Regions from separate parts of the Homo sapiens genome. Here region 2 is linked to region 1. The links are chromatin loops, found by intact Hi-C in ENCODE. Cell type or tissue: CD4-positive, alpha-beta T cell. All regions are shown on one strand.

Region 1 (5,000 bases):
TCTGCCTGAGGCTTCCCTCACTGCCCCGTTTATTCAGCTCAAGATTCCAGTGCTGTCGGAGGTAACGTGAGACCCCGGTAATGGTGTTCTTTGAAATTCTCAAGTAAGGTAAAATCTCGTTTTTGGCTATAATTTAAAATCAGATGTCAGTAAGCTGATAACTGAACTGGCCAGGGCTTCTCTGCACTGTTTTTCTCCACCCTCCAGTGGAGAAAACAGAAATGTCCCAAAATATCGGAAGCAGGGTGGAGGCCCATCTTGGACTATATCATTAACAGCAGGTTCCATTCCTTTGGCTTCTAGTCCTTTTGATTATTAGTACACTGTCAGGAGGACATTAGTGAGGCCTTGAGTTTGAACAGGGAGGGAAGGAACTGTGAAATCACTGTCCACATTTACTGAGGGCCGACCCTGGGGCAGGGCTCCCTGCTGGGTGCTAAGAACATGATACCATGTCAGAGTAGGCCCTTGCCCGTGTAGGGTTTATGATCTAAACAGGTGGACGGGTCAGTCACCTACTCTAAGGTGACTAACAGTACTAAGGCACACCATGGAAAGAGTCAAACGTGGTTCAGTGACCAGAGGAAGATGAAAGCACAGAACCAGTGTATTCGGGAAAGAATTTATTAAGAATTAAACTGGACCTGGAAGATGCAGAGATAAGGAAGACTTTTATCCTTTTTTTCTAGGAAAGAATAAGAAATTGAGCAAATGCTTAGTATGCTCAGGTAGGACCAAGAAGGAGCAGAGCGGCTTGGGCAAAGAAGAGCAAGTTTTTGGAGGAAGGGAGAGAGGTTTTGAGAAATTACAGTTGCCAACTTTGGGAACAATTTCATTGATTGGCTGAGAACACATCCTGAAATAGATTTTTTTTCCTTTGTCTTTTTGAAACTATTTCAGGAAAGAAGTTCAAACCAGCCATGAACATATGCTTCCTAGAGAGACCTTCCCTAAGTGTAATCCTGAGAGTAAATAATGTGACTGTTTTCTGTCAGGCAGGCCCAAGAATGGGATGGGAGGTGTGACGTGGAAGGGAAAATCCAGTAACAGGCCTGTGTGTGTGTAGGCACTTAGGTATCATGAGAGCAGTAGTCGGATATGGTGAGTTACCATTCAGTAAATGGTGTTACAAATAATAATGTTGGAGCCCTACCTTACAGAACATACTGAAATAAATTATAGTGAAATATAAGAGTTATTTGTAAAATAAAAGAAACCACATAAAACATGGGGAAATAATCATGTAAGACTGGAGAGGGATATTTATGTATTTATTTATTTATCTGAGATGGAGTCTCACTCTGTCACCCAGGCTGGAGTGCAGTGGTGCAATCTTGGCTCACTGCAACCTCTGCCTTCCGGGCTCAAGTGATTCTCCTGCTTCAGCCTCCCAGGTAGCTGGAATTACAGGCGTGTGCCACCACACCCGGCTAATTTTTGTAATTTTAGTAGAGACGGGGTTTCACCATGTTGGCCAGGCTGGTCTTGAACTCCTGACCTCAAATGATTCACCCACTTCGGCATCCCAAAGTGCAGGGATTACAGGCATGAGCCACCACGCCCGGCCTGGAGAGGGATTTTTGAAGTATGAAATTTCAGGAAGAAACCAGTTGGACCTGGGCTTTGGAGGTGAGCCTTGGCTTTGCCACTGATTGGCTGAGGACTTCGAGCAACATACGTTGCCCGAGTCTCAGTTTGCTCATCTGAGTATTGGGATTGGTAGGTATTATCTTACAGAGTTTTTTAAAAGTAAAGATTAAGTAAGATAATGCATGTGAAGTAGTTAATAGTGAGTGCTTAGCAAATGCAAGCTCTTATTATGTTACTAAAGGAGAAGATTGATTATCTTGACTAAATATTTCTGGAGCCAGCATTTATTGACCACCTATGATGCCCTAGAATGCATCTGAAGGCTTCACACACAGGTTACGTTACCTCGAGGTCACAGGTGTAGGTATGGGGGCTGAGTCTTGAAGCTTGGCACTGTAACTTCACACCCTGAGCTCCTAGCCACTCTGCCTGTTGCCTCCCCATGTTAACACTAAATGTCTGTCTCTGTAAGTACCATACAAAAGTCAAACAGTAAGCTTAGAAACAATATTTGCCCTGTAGCTATTTGTCTATAGAGATCTCTTGGTCATAGTGTTAAGTTAAACTTTTTGCTTGGAGGGCTACCCCATTCTGCAACTCCACGGCCGCATTCACATGGACATAAGCTGTACTGTACAGTATGGAATGTAGGTTTGATAAGAATGAGGTTTTAAAAGTGTACCTGTCATAAAATTATTTTTCTTTAGCATAAATCTCTTATATACATTCGTTGACTGGCTATCGGCCTGACCTATCTGTGTTTAGTCTTTAACATAAACCAGAATGCAGAATGTTAACAGTGGTTCTCTGGATGTGGGGTGATGGGAAGTTCACTTTTTTTTCTTCCGATTTTCTGTCCTTCCCAGATTTCTACAGTTGACATGTATTACTTTTATCACTTTGGTCAATATTGACAGGAAAATGATTTGAGAATGTGCTGTGATAATTGGAGCCCTCAGAGCGAAGCCACTTACTCCTGAGAGATAGTTCTTTTTCTTCCTGTTGTATATTTGAGCTTCTGCAATTTTAAAAAGTTGCTCAGAACTTAGCAAGTGGTGGAGAGAGGAGGGCTGGGAGTTTCTGAGATGCCGGAGGCTATCTGTCACAGGCTCTGCCCTTGGCTATTCCCTGGCCTGGGGCTTCTTGGCTCTACTGACCCAGCTCTTATCTTTACTTCTACACTGGCTGGTCTGCCTCTGCTTCCTCACCATCCACAGCTCCCTATCCCTGTGACCTGCTCATGTCCTTAGTGTGGGGCGGCCTCTCAGGGCTCACCCCATACGACTAAGCACCCTCTTCCGTTCTGTGGAACAGGATTCTCCTGCATCTCCTCCTCCTTCTCTGATGTCTGTTCCTTTATCTTCTTCACTCTTTTTGTTGTAGTCACCACAAAGGGGCATTCCTAAAGGGTCTCTTCTCCACCACTGGTTTATAGAATTTAATTGTTTCCCTTCACTCCGAAGGGGGGCACCACCTCTTTGCAATTTCCACAGTTTTATCTCAGTTCTGATTCTCCCCGCTTCTACCGCATGTTGTGCCCCGCCCTAGACCTGCTTTTCTGTTTTCCTGCCTGACTCTTCTACTTGGCTGTCCTACCAGCTCCTTAAGTTCAGCATCTATGAAACATAAATTGCCACTTTTCATCCCAAGTTAGGTTGTCCTTTTTACATTCTTGTTTTAGTGGGGAGTGTCATTTCATCACCAACTATGAAATCTGTAACTCCTCCTGTGTCTCTTCTGTTTATCTCCTTTGCCTTCCTCATTCAAGAACCACTACATTCGTTACTTTCTGTCATGAATCAGTCGTTATGGGCCAAGGACTCCCAGATCTCAGTGGCTTAGAACAGAAAGGTTTATTTCTTCCACACGCTACCTCTCCATTGAGTGTGGGCTGGGAGCCTAGTTCCATATTGTCCTGGGACCTCAGTTGATGGGACAGCCCCCATCTTGAATGTGGCAGGTCTGTGTGGCAAAAGCAAATCACATGGCAGCACCGAACTCCAGGAGCAGGGAAGTACAGTCCTTTCTATGTGTCTGCAAGGAGGACTCACATCTTTGGTGAGCAGCACTGATGCCTGCTGCAACCTGGCATCCCCTTTCCTGTCTCCTTTCTTTCCTGGTCTGTGCAGTAGTAGGGTGTATTAGTCCATTTTTGCACTGCAATAAAGGCATACCTGAGATTGGGTAATTTATAAAGAAAAGAGGTTTAATTGGCTTATGGTTCTGCAGGCTGTACAGGTTTCTGCTTCTGGAGAGGCCTCAGGAAACTTACAATCATGGCAGAAGGTGAAGGGGAAACAGGCACATCTCCACATGGCTGGCAAGAAAAGGGAAGAGCAAAGGGAGAGGTGCTACACACTTTTAAACAACCAGATCTCATGAGAACTCTATCATGAGAACAGTAAGGGGGAAGTCTGCCCCCATGATTCAGTCGCCTTCCACCAGGCCCCTCCTCCAACACTGGGGATTTGGGTGGGGACACAGAGCCAAACCATATCATAGGGGATAGGATCCTTCTTATCTGGTTTCTTTGCTACCGTAATTAATCCATCCTTATAGGTTCAATTCTAAACCCTGAAGACATTAGTATTTCCCATTGCCCTTGGGATACAAACTATTTCCCTTGGACCATAAGGCTCTCTCCTTATCAGACACCACCCTCCCATGTATGCCAGCCTCTCTCATACTCCAGGAGGTAAAAAGCTCTCACTTCTGCCTGGAATAATCATGACCCCTGGCCACCCCTCTCAGTTGCCAGGCCACTCTCTCTGGCCTTTGAAACTGTACTCGCATGTCCTGGCCTATCCACCCAAACTAAAGCATGCACTGCCTGTTCCTTTCCTTTGACCACTTATCACAATTTATTTATTTATTTATTTTTGTACATTTGCTTAATGTCTTTTTCCCTCCCTGGACTGTTGGTTCACCGTGGTTTTCGCAGGGCCTGGTGCATAGCAGGGGCTCAGTCATATTTTTTGGATGAATGAACAAACCCTGAAGATGCTACATCTGACTCTATATCTTCATTTTATCCTTTTCGTATTTCCTATTACCTCTAATTTCTCTTCCCTGCACCCATTTCTATTTATTTCATCCCAGTTTACCTCCTGCTGCCAGATTAATTTTCCTAATGCACAGGCTCTATCATATCATGAGTTTCTCATTGCTACATATGACTAATTTGCCAATATTTTTGCACATCAGAATGTGTATCACTTTGAGGCTGGTTCTGTGTTTGTTTTAGTTTAGGAAAAGCTGTTCAGATTGTCTGTAAATCCGTATGGGGATCTTTGCATAGGATTTTAAAGCAGCCACACATCTTGTACAAAATGTATAAGATTAATTTTCTATGTTAGGACCATTTGTTTTCACCAATTCCATAGAGCTCCAATGTGTAAAAGAAGACACTG
Region 2 (5,000 bases), 190 kb after region 1:
CAGTAGGTGGTAAAATCTGGATCTAGGAGGACTTTGATAAACTAGAAATAGCTCAAACACAATACGATGAAATTTCAGCAAGACAAAAATTAAATTCTCTTCTGAGGTCCAAAAATATAATTATATAAATAAAGGACAAAGAAATAAGCATGTGAAAAAAGATGTAGGAATTTTAGGTGACTGTAAATTTCCTGTGAGTCACTAGGATGGTATGGCTACCTAAAAGTAATAGCTTTGAGGCTGTGTTAATAGACAGGTATATTGTTGAAAACCAGACAGAGGCTGTGCACCCAGCTGTGCACCCACACTGGCCAGATGTATGCAGTTCCAGGCTCTGTAATATAAATGGCAGGTTCTTCTGGGAGAGAATGACATTGGGGCAGGTGCAAAAGTGCTGAGAATAGAGGGCTTCAGAATGTGTAGTATAGGTGGTTGAAAGATAGAGGAACATCGCTAGACCCCTTGGTGAGTAGAAGTTTCAGGGAGGTGAATTTCACTATGCTATGAGCAAGAGCAGACTAGTGTCAAAACCGCTGAATCAGAAGTCTCATTGTCACTAGGAAGGGTGAGGCAGTAGCAGCACTTGTCAGGAGTGTCACAGGGGATTCCTATATTGGATTGAGTCAGAACAAATATTAATACAACAATTTCAGTGAGCTTCGACTCTGAACCCAGCATTGTGCTGGACACTGGAGCCTAAGATGATTTCTAGTTCCTGATGGTGATGATTGTATGTTTTATTTTATTTTTTATTTCAATAGGTTTTTGGAGAACAGGTGGTGTTTGCTTACATGAATAAGTTCTTTAGTGGTGATTTCTGTGATTTTGGTGCACCCATCACCCGAGCAGTGTACACTGTACCCAATGTGTAGTCTTTTTTCCCTCACCCCACTCCCACCCTTTCCCACAAGTCGCCAAAGTTCATTGTATCATTCTACTGCCTTTGCATCCTCATAGCTTAGCTCCCCCAAATGGTGATGATTCTAAATGAGCCAAATATTTATGGTGAGGCTGGAGTGATTCAGGAACACTTGAGCTGTAACTGTTTTGCTGATATTCTTTATCTAGACCTGTACTGTGTAGTGCGCAGCCACTAGCCATGTGTGGCTGTCCTGTGAAATACAGGACGTCTGAATTGAGATGTGCTTTAAGTATAAAACCAGTAATACATATCTGGTTTTAAAGACTTAGAGTACACATTTTTTATACTGATTAAATACTGACATGGTAATATTTTGGACCTATTGGGTTGAGTGAAGTATATTATTAAAATTAATGTTACCAGTTCCTGTTTGCTGTTTTTCATGAGGCTACTAGAATGTTTAAAATTGTCTTTATGGCTTGCTTTATATTTCTCTTGGAAGTGCTGCTCTAGAGTGTCGGTTTTAGAGTTAACTTACGAATGTTTAATTTTTCTCTTCTTTTGTTTGCAGACCTGAGAAGATGGCTAAGCTCCCAGTGATTTTAGGCAATCTAGACATTACAATTGATAATGTTTCCTCAGACTTCCCTAGTAAGTGTCAGTTCTACATAATAGACAGAATTTTTATTAGTTTGGGTTTTACTTCAGTTTGAGTTATTTTGAATATCTTTGCAGATTATGTTAATTCATCATACATTCCCACAAAACAATTTGAAACCTGCAGTAAAACTCCCATCACGTTTGAAGTGGAGGAATTTGTGCCCTGCATACCAAAACACACTCAGCCTTACACCATCTACACCAATCACCTTTACGTTTATCCTAAGTACTTGAAATACGACAGTCAGAAGTCTTTTGCCAAGGTGAGTGTGAAGATGGAGGTTTCATTCTTGATGTCAAACCCTCCCTTTAGATTCAGCGTCCCATGTTCTTTTATAAATACTTACATAGTCTGACTTTCTGTTGTTTTTTCTTATTCTGTTTTGTTTATTGCTGCAGGCTAGAAATATTGCGATTTGCATTGAATTCAAAGATTCAGATGAGGAAGACTCTCAGCCCCTTAAGGTTTGTTTTTTTTTAATATATGTTCACCTACGAATTCTGATTTTTCCATTTTCAAAATGCACTTTCATGATACCGTACAACTACAACAGTTTAGCACATTTTAATTGACACAAATCAAAAATATATAATGTTACAATGTATAAACATATATACTCAATCTTATCGAATATGGAATATTTAGGTTCTGGCTCCTAATTGACTGTTTTTTATTCTTTTTAAGGATCAGAGTTTCTTATACACACTCAATTCAGCAAACACTTACTGTTCACCTATGAGCCAAGTGCTCATACTGTGGGTGCTAAGAATTAGGATATGAATAATGTTGATCATAGAAATAATAATAACTGATCAACAATTGATAATTTTATTAAATGTTTACTACAGTATAGTAATAATAATAGCAGTAGATTATAGGTAACTTTTATTGAAAGCTGTTTGTACTCCAGGCACTGCTCTAGTGTGTGTTTAACTCTTTTGGTTCTCAGTAGTCTTTTGAGTTAAGTATTATTATTATCCTTTTTTTTTTTTTTTTTTTTTTTTTTGAGATGGAGTCTCGCTCTGTCGCCCAGGCTGGAGTGCAGTGGTGTGATCTCGGCTCACTGCAAGCACTGCCTCCCAGGTTCATGCCATTCTCCTGCCTCAGCCTCCCGAGTAGCTGGGACTACAGGAGCCTGCCACCACACCCCGCTAATTTTTTGTATTTTTAGTAGAGACGGGGTTTCACCATGTTAGCCAGGATGGTCTCGATCTCCTGACCGTGTGATCTGCCCACCTTGGCCTCCCAAAATGCTGGGATTACAGGCGTGAGCCACCCCACCCGGCCTATTATCCATATGTTTTAGGTGAGGGGAGTAGTGCAGAATTTTTTGCCTAAGGTAAAACATTAGTGGAACCAAGATTCAAACCCGGGCAGTCTAGCTCCATAACCCAAATTGTTTTACTGTGACTATGTTAAAGTGACTTCCTAAGAGGAGAAGGAGACAAAGATGCAAAAAAAAAAAAAAAAAAAAAAAATATATATATATATATATAAAATATAGTATCTGTCCTCAAGAAATTCAGTCAAGTGGGAAAAACAGTCGTGGAGAAAAAGATCTTGGTGGACAGATGGTATGAAATGAAGTTTTGGACAAAACTGAAAATTAATACAGAAAAATGCTGAGGGGACACATGGAAGGAGTTGACAATTTCTTGAAGAATGCTTGAGCGTTTTCTTGATGCATGCAGAAGCGAAGGTTATTTGGACAGAAGAATTGCATAAGAAAAGGCATGGAAATGTGAAAGGGAACAGTGAGCAAGGCATCATCCAGGGCTGTGACCTGGAAGGGCAGGAAGGGGAGCAGGCAGATGGGCTTCAAGGCAAGCTGGAAGGTGGGCAGGACCCAGCAGTCCGGGGCTCACAGGCCTGGGGCCCATCAGAGGTGGCGATGCTAAGTCTATGCCGTAGGAATGCCTCCTCCTTTACGATATATCCAAGTTTAATTTCTTACTTAATCGAACCGTGATGTTTCCCTTTGGTAACTCTTATTTTAGTGCATTTATGGCAGACCTGGTGGGCCAGTTTTCACAAGAAGCGCCTTTGCTGCAGTTTTACACCATCACCAAAACCCAGAATTTTATGATGAGGTAAGTGATGTTTTTAAGGGAAAACCGAATTTGACCAGTTTTAAGGGAAACTTTAATGTATTTGCCTGGTAAAGGAAAATTCAAGAGAAGCTGCATATTACACTGAAATTACAGAGCTAGAACTGCATGTTGAAGTATTTCTTTTATATATTCTGATTGTAAATGTAACATTTTCATTATTAAAAGAAATAGAAATTTGGATAATGCAGATAATACAGAAAAGAAAAAGTCATAATCCCACTATCACTACCACAATTAATATTCTGGTATATTTCCTATCAAATTCATACTTTAGTTACATTTGTTGGACCTGAGAATCTTTCTTTCTTATCATTGGGTTTGCTTACATAAAATATAATGTAATTCATTGAAACCACTGTATGCATGCTACTTGGGAATGTTCTATCCTGGTTCTTCATAATGCCTTGGCTGTGGTAACTTAGCGTAGCAGTTACTGTCCTGTGTTTTCCAGTTCTTCCTAGAAATACCATCAACTCTCTTCCTGTTTCTGAGTGGTGAATTCAGGATTCATTTCTTGCTTGGCACAATTTATAGTCTCAGTATCTTTGAGTGCAAATGTTAATATCCGCTCGGAGAACAAGTGCACGTTTATGCGTTGGGTAACACATACTGTCTCTGCTTCCACTGAGAGTTTCTGTGTTTTTAGAATATTTTGTTGTTATTTTGTCTTCCCTTGCAGATTAAAATAGAGTTGCCCACTCAGCTGCATGAAAAGCACCACCTGTTGCTCACATTCTTCCATGTCAGCTGTGACAACTCAAGTAAAGGAAGCACGAAGAAGAGGGATGTCGTTGAAACCCAAGGTTGGGGGGGCTTACCATTCCTTTGATTTTAAATAATTGAAACATTAGGTTCTTAAATTGTATTAAGATTCTGAATTTCCATCTTTTTGCAAAGGGATCTTTAAATGAATTTTATAGGTAACGGATATGTAGCATGTCTGGGTTGCATATGTAATTTTTTTTTTTTTTTTTAATTTTTGAGCTCAAGCTGTCCTTCCACCTCAGCCTCCTGAATAGCTGGGACTACAGGCACGCACCACACCCACTGGCTAATTTTTGTATTTTTTTGTAGAGACGGGATTTCGCCATGTTGCCCAGGCTGGTCTCGAACTCGTGAGCTCAAGCAGTCTGCCCACCTCTGCCTCCCAAAATGCTGGGATTACAGGTGTGAGCCACCATGCCCAGCCTGCATATGTACATTTTTATAAAAGAAGATTGTAGAATTCTAACCCCGAAAAGGCCTAAGTACATTGTAGACAATGTTCTGCAGAGATTACATTTAGGGCATTTTAAATTTCTTACTCTAATTGATAGGAAAAGTTCTTAAAAATCAGACGGTTTTACATTGGCTTGCTTTCATAAGT

What was found. A loop is a pair of places that touch in the nucleus more often than their neighbours do. Peaks named below come from ENCODE experiments on the same cell type or tissue, not always from the same donor. Only the 100,000 strongest peaks of a DNase experiment are listed, where the experiment ranks them.
Region 2: it touches region 1 in a loop (2.2-fold over the local background); 7 of 110 quality-filtered maps call a loop at or near these places.

What each region holds. Positions count from the first base shown.
Region 1 is chr13:99,076,325-99,081,324 of GRCh38, reverse strand. It overlaps a transcript of DOCK9 not described here. Among named protein-coding and RNA genes, the nearest start is that of DOCK9-DT, 7.9 kb to the left of the region's middle. In CD4-positive, alpha-beta T cell, a CTCF peak has its summit at 2,651; a DNase peak (open chromatin) is centred at 3,094; H3K4me3 peaks cover 108 bases; H3K27ac peaks cover 1,216 bases.
Region 2 is chr13:98,885,145-98,890,144 of GRCh38, reverse strand. DOCK9 (dedicator of cytokinesis 9) reads left to right here. Exons shown (of 53, transcript NM_001366683.2): 16 at 1,434-1,513; 17 at 1,598-1,785; 18 at 1,922-1,987; 19 at 3,521-3,613; 20 at 4,314-4,437. Among named protein-coding and RNA genes, the nearest start is that of DOCK9-AS1, 56 kb to the right of the region's middle. In CD4-positive, alpha-beta T cell, no CTCF peak of the experiment used is centred here; no DNase peak of the experiment used is centred here.